2 separate regions of the Homo sapiens genome follow, and region 2 is linked to region 1. A link is a contact called in ENCODE Hi-C or POLR2A ChIA-PET data. All regions are on one chromosome and are shown on one strand. Each heading gives the region's core, a stretch centred on a gene start or an enhancer-like site at or near the end of the contact. The rest is flanking DNA. Distances are from core to core; before and after follow the strand shown. Region 1 holds the start of METTL6 (methyltransferase 6, tRNA N3-cytidine). Region 2 overlaps SH3BP5 (SH3 domain binding protein 5).

Region 1 (3,020 bases), core at 192-2,691:
GCTAATTTTTGTATTTTTAGTAAAGACGGGGTTTCATCATGTTGGCCAGGATGGTCTCGATCTCTTGACTTCGTGATCCGCCTGCCTTGGCCTCCCCAAGTACTGGGATTACAGGCATGAGCCATGGCACCCTCTTCACATTTTAAATGAAGAACAGCTCAGATAAGGCGTAATATTAGCTTACCTCTCTACATGATCTTAGCTCCTCAAACTCTCTGGTGGTCCAGTGTCTGTCTTTGAAGAAATTAGTGCTATTTCTTTTGTAAAAAAGATCCCAATTTTTCTGAGCCTCTTGTTCCAATTTCTGCTGTTTAAAATCAGACACCAAAGTTTGGTCTCTTTTCAGTTTCTCCTCTTCTTCAGAGGTGAGAATCCTTGCCTGCAGCCCTTTCCTTTGCAAAGAAGCCATCTCTGAAACTGACGGTAACACTTAACACAGCTGAAGATTCTCCATCACCAAATAATATGAATCCACGCTAATGGATCAGATACATTTCCTGAGGTGAGTTTCACGCCTCAAACAGCACAGGGGGCTTCGCAGAGAAAAGAATTAGATTCTGGTTAGTGGTTACAGTTCAAGACGCCAGGTTCAATTCACCAAATGTTTATGAGATGCAGACTGTACAAAAAAAAATCCTTCCCGCTATATGAGAGGTCACAAAGAAGACAAACACACAGTCCCTACCTTCAGTGGGCTTACATTCATTTCAGTGGCCAGACTATCTCATGCACCATACTTTTATTCAAACCAGATGAGTCAACTATTACAATAAATCGATTTAGTTTACGAAAAAGGACGCTCTCAAGAACTGACTGGGAAACCTTGCGAAGAAAATATTCCTCAATTTTCGGTGCCCGCGAAAGGGGTGACTTAAAAACCACAATGGCCTTAGCTGGAAGCGGGTGGTCAATTGTCAGATACAAGTGAGGTCATCGTTTCCCAAGGGTCGGACCTCCGTTTTTTCGGGGGAAATGAAGCTAAGCCTGGGTGGGCTCATTTCCTGATCACACTCACAAGAGGCTGTCATAGGAACCAGAGGGAGCGTCACTTTGCAGGGACTGAGACCCTCGCACCGCCATCACCGGGCAAAGTGGAGAAAGAGACCCAATGACGCGTGGCTGAGGTCCCGAGGATCCATCTCAGGACCCTCAGGATAGACTAGGCTGCATGGGCCCCTAGACCCTGAGGAGGGCGTCCATGATGGCTAGCCGACCCGCGTTAATTTAGTCAGCCACGCTCAGGGCTCACCGTCATCAGTTCCTAAATTCACCTGCAGGGCTAGGGCCAGGCGCACTCACCCCACAGCCAGCCCCACTGGGCCTCGGAGGCAGAATACGGGAAGAACCGCGAAACAACCCTAAACCAATTCTGAGGACCACGAATTCGGATTATCCGGGAGTTCTTTTGCCATGGCACCGCCCCCGCCACTTCCGCTAGGAACCCGGAAGTTCCTACCCGACGCCGGAAGTCCCACGGCCTTGCCTCCTCAGATTCCTCTCTCACCCCCACGCAGAGGAGAGAACTTGCTTCTGGACCCGGGTGGGTGCCGGCTCGGCTCTCCTTGTCTTCCAGAGCGGTGGCCCGGAAGCACAGTCCTCCCAGACGCCAGCGCCAGAAGCTCGGATCGCGGCTGCACCGGGAGAGCGCCGATCTGGGTGCGAGGCAGGTGCGGGGCCATGAATGGGACCGCAAACCCGCTGCTGGACCGCGAGGAACATTGCCTGAGGCTCGGGGAGAGCTTCGAGAAGCGGCCGCGGGCCTCCTTCCACACTATTCGTTGTAAGTCAGCGCTCCCCACGGTTCCCTTCGGCCGCTCCAGCCGCCACATATCAACCTTGACTCCTTCCTTTCTTCCCTCGGCCCTTCAGATTCCAGGGAACCCCCTGCCAGCGTCAGTTACTTTCTCTCGAACCCCAAATCCTTTGGGACATCGATTTGTCCCTTCTTTTACCCAGATTATTTCTCCCAAATCTTCGTCACTCCCTACTATTCTTCTACCTCACAGTCTCAAACACTAGTTCCAAAGGTCTTTGGCCTCTTTCCATTTCCATCCCTCCCCGCCCCCAACCTCGCCCCTAAGGCAAACCTCCCTCCCCCAAGGCAAACCTCCCCCCTCTTATCCGGGTCCACTTCTCCCTCGAAACCCCTCCCCTCCTTTCCGATGCTCCCATCAGGGTTCTCCACATTTAAAAGACGCTTCTTGTTTGTTATGAGCCTCATCCACTGCCTTAGAACCCATTCTCTTCCCTGCTTTTCTCCTCCGACTTGGTCCTGGACTCCCAAATACTGTGCTTTGTCCCCTCTACAGCCAAAGAATTGGCATCCTCTCTGCGCCTCATCAGAGTCTTCTTCCATCTCCTTTCTGTGCTTCATTTGACTTGGATGTCTTTTGAGGTCACCTATACCACCCGGGCTTTTCCTCCAGACCAAGTTCCTTGTGGGTAAAGAGTCAAATCAGAGTTCGTGAGCCTGGGATAGGTTAAAGATTGGTCTACGTTTGGAAGCAGAAGAGAGCAGGCGTAAGGAATGTCCAAATAGTCATTATGCCGGACCTTTTTCTACATAATTATAGACGCTGTTGAGAGAGTGCACTTCCACCCTATGTCCTGGGTGAAGGTTTGGCAGTTAGGAATTGGCTGACAGAGCATCCCTCCGTGATTCATGAACTTCTGGTTTCCGTGGTGCTAACGCTGTTGTTAAGACTTGTTTTTGTCAGAGGACCTAATAGATGTGACTCAACACATGTGAAGAGGGCGTTTTAGATAATGAAATCCCATCTTTGTGTAGTCACTTGCCATGCCATTGCTATGCTTCCTACTGACAGCAGATCCAGCTCTTTCAGAGAGAAGAGATGGGAATAAGATAAGAACATCATTTCCTGAAGAGTTTACTAAGTTGATGTTTTCTTTTGGTGAAGGGCAATGTGGAATTTAAATCATATAGTTCATGTGTGCACCTGTCCTGCAGTTTGAGGCAGGTGTGAATGTGAATTAAGATGGCTATTATGTTGTATTCTAAC
Region 2 (3,020 bases), core at 232-2,731, 120 kb before region 1:
TTTTTGTCTTCTTAAGAGACAGAGTCTTGCTATGATGCCCAGGCTGGAGTATGGTGGCTATTCACAGGCATGATCATATCACACTGTGGCCTCAAACTCCTGGGCTCAAGGGATCCTCCTGCCCTTTCCAAGTAGCTGGGACTACAGGTGTACAACACCATGCCTGCTTTTTTGTTTTCAACTGTAAAATATCATAGATTTTTCTAAGCAGGGGCATGACCTGATCAAATTTAGGTTTTACAAAATTGTTACCTGGGTGCAGAGTATGTTAAAAGACTCCTCAGGTGATTCTGATGGGCAGGTTCAGGGCCTGCCAGTCTGACTTGATGCCCTTTTTGTGACTATCTGTACTAAGTGTGTGACCATCAAAGGGTATTAAACCCAGAAGACTTGATTTGACATCAGCGTTTCCTTCTATAAATGAGGCTGTGCTGCCAGGAATGATGCATGACTGGCTGACTTCCAACCACCAACAAGCCTATTCATCAAAGATGCATTGAAACTGAACACAAAGCCAGTCTTCCCCGCTCCACCCCCCCCCCATAAGAAAAAGCCCACCCAGTTGTTTCCATTCCACTGAGGATCACAGCTACTTGGGTAACAGTTCCCAGAAGTATTGAGGTATGAGAGGCCACAAACCAAAATCTTTCCTGTCTCCCCAGTGTTACAGCCGTAATATTCCTTGGTCCTCACCCCCACCTCTCAGTCCCTAGTGATGTGACAGGGCCTGGCCACAGTCATACTCCTAGCCACAGTGATTGTTCGATGAGCAGGGGCGATAGACATGACCCATCATAACCAATGAGACTTCATTTCGGGACCTTTCTGCAACTGTTAGAGGAAATTTCTTCCACTTGAGATGTTTAAGAGGATGGAATGAAAGCCTGCAGCAGATAGCAGCCATCCTGGCATCATGAGGGGAGAGCCTAACAATAAAGCCATGTGTATAAGGAGCAGAGTCTGTGGAATTTAGTTCAACCTAGCTTTTATAAAGCATTTCTTTCAATACATCTTAAAACCACCTTGCCACAATTGAACTTAGACTTTCTGTCTTGTTTCTTAAAGAAAAGACTTGACTGTGATCCTTTGTCTCCTGCAATTACAAGCAAATGTGTTTTCCAAGATCAGAGTGGGGGTGGCTTCAGGAATGTCCAGGGAGGAGAGTAAGCTGACTGCTTTCCCTGCAGAAAATGAGCCATGGAGGGGAGTGGCTCAAAAGTACAAACTTATCTGAGAGAGCAAGCAGATCTTCCACCAGTCAAGAAAAAGAATCCGTTTACCATCCCAGGGCTGTTTACCAAGGGAGTTTTTAGATCAGCACTTGAAAGAGTTCTTAAACAGTTCCCTCTGCTTGGAGGAGGCCTCAGCTCTTCAAATGTGAAAATTGTGTTTCATCCATTAGGTGACTCAGACTGAAGGTAATTTATTCAAGCAAAGAATTGCTGGGGGTGGTAGAGTCTCCCTGTTTGACTGTGTCAGTGTGTCAGACAAACAGCCTTGTGTCAGATAAGAGCTCAAGCTAAACCACACCAGCCAGCACCAGTATACAGTGGAAGCAGCATGCAGGTTGAACATGAAGCACACAGGATGAGTCAGTGTTTTCTGGCCAATCGCTCACCTGCTCACCTCAATTACCTTGCCTGGAAACTGAGAATCCTGGCTTTTCCTCTTCACAGGTGTCCCCAGAATTAAGTGAGATAAAGATGGGATGGTGATGTTTTAAAAATAACTGTCCTACATGTTAGAGACGACACCAAACTTCAAAAGATCCTTACTAATGCCATTTACAAGTATACCACTTTCAGTTGGCAGAAAGAGGTTTCCCAGGCATTATCTGAGACACACAACAACCCTGTAAAACAGGCTCAGCCAGAATTTCCATCCCGAGTTTACAGATAAGAAAACTGGAGGCCAGGTGCGGTGGCTCACTCCTGTAATCCCAGCACTTTGGGAGGCTGCAGGCACATCACCTGAGGTCAGGAGTTCGAGACCAGCCTGGCCAACATGGCAAAACCCCATCTCTACTAAAAACACAAAAATTAGTCGGGCATGGTAGGTGCCTGTAATCCCAGCTACTCGGGAGGCTGAGGCAGGAGAATTGCCTGAACCCAGGAAGTGGAGGTTGCAGTGAGCTGAGATCACGCCACTGCACTCCAGCCTGGGTGACAGACATTCTGTCTCAAAAAAAGAAAAACAAAGAAAACTGGAGCCTTGGAGTTCCAGGTGACCTAATGTCTTTGCATAAAGTCACAGGACTATCAAGTGTCAAGCGTTAGATGTAAGCAGACATCTTCAGTATTTTTTGTTTTTTGTTTTTTGAGACAGGATCTCTCTCTGTTACCCAAGCTGGATGCAGTGTCGCAATCATGGCTCACTGCAGCCTCCACCTCCTGGGCTCAAGCAATGCCCCTACCTCAGCCTCCCAAGTAGCCGGGACTAGAGGCACGTATGACCACACCCGGCTAATTTTTAAATTTTTTGTAGAGATGAGGTCTGTGTTGTCCAGGCTGGTCTCAAACTCCTGGGCTCAAGCGATTCTCCTGCCTCGGCCTCCCAAACTGTTGTGATTACAGGCGTGAGCCACTGCAACCAGCCATCTTCAGTCTTGTAGTCCAGTGTGCCAGTCACTTCACCAGTGGTTCTCAGAGCGTGGTCTGGCGAAACCACTGGTGGGGGTGGGGGTGGGGCACCTGGAAACCTTTTCAAGGAGTCTGCAAGATGGAAGCCATTTTCATTAATAAAGACTTGCCATTTTCACTGTCATTCTGAGCGTTCAGTAGAGTTTTCCAGAAGCTACCTGACAGGTGACATGGCAAGAAATGACATGAAATGCAGAAGTAGGTGAGAGAATCCAGCTCTTCTATTAAGCCAGACATTAAAAAGACTTGCGAAAGCATGTACAACAATTACTCTTTCATTGAATTTTCTGTTTGGAAAAATAGTCCTTTTCCATAAAATGTATTATTTTTGTTAACATGTAATAGGCTGATTGTCATCTTAATGAATATAGACCTTAGAAA

Evidence for each region. Hi-C counts contacts between places; a loop is a spot of excess contacts on that map. ChIA-PET counts read pairs that join two places held with the same protein, here RNA polymerase II (POLR2A). Pooled maps may share reads with other maps.
Region 2: a pooled map shows a loop between it and region 1 (3-fold over the local background). The contact joins the enhancer-like site here to the promoter of METTL6 in region 1. A Hi-C loop is called at or near these places in 3 of 50 pooled maps. POLR2A ChIA-PET finds 5 or more read pairs at or near these places in 4 of 52 experiments (GM10248, H1, MCF 10A and 1 more).

What each region holds. Positions count from the first base shown.
Region 1 is chr3:15,426,103-15,429,122 of GRCh38, forward strand. METTL6 (methyltransferase 6, tRNA N3-cytidine) reads right to left here and starts at 1,442. Exons shown (of 6, transcript NM_152396.4): 1 at 1,300-1,442; 2 at 185-533. The coding sequence starts at 409. EAF1 (ELL associated factor 1) reads left to right here and starts at 1,496. Exons shown (of 6, transcript NM_033083.7): 1 at 1,496-1,780. The coding sequence starts at 1,678. RefSeq lists a silencer at 1,413-1,576 and an enhancer at 1,573-1,852.
Region 2 is chr3:15,309,375-15,312,394 of GRCh38, forward strand. All of the region lies in intron 2 of SH3BP5 (SH3 domain binding protein 5), which reads right to left. Among named protein-coding and RNA genes, the nearest start is that of SH3BP5, 22 kb to the right of the region's middle. Within about 2 kb of position 1,482, at least 13 of the 41 ENCODE cell types and tissues checked have a DNase peak (open chromatin) inside an H3K27ac peak, as active enhancers do.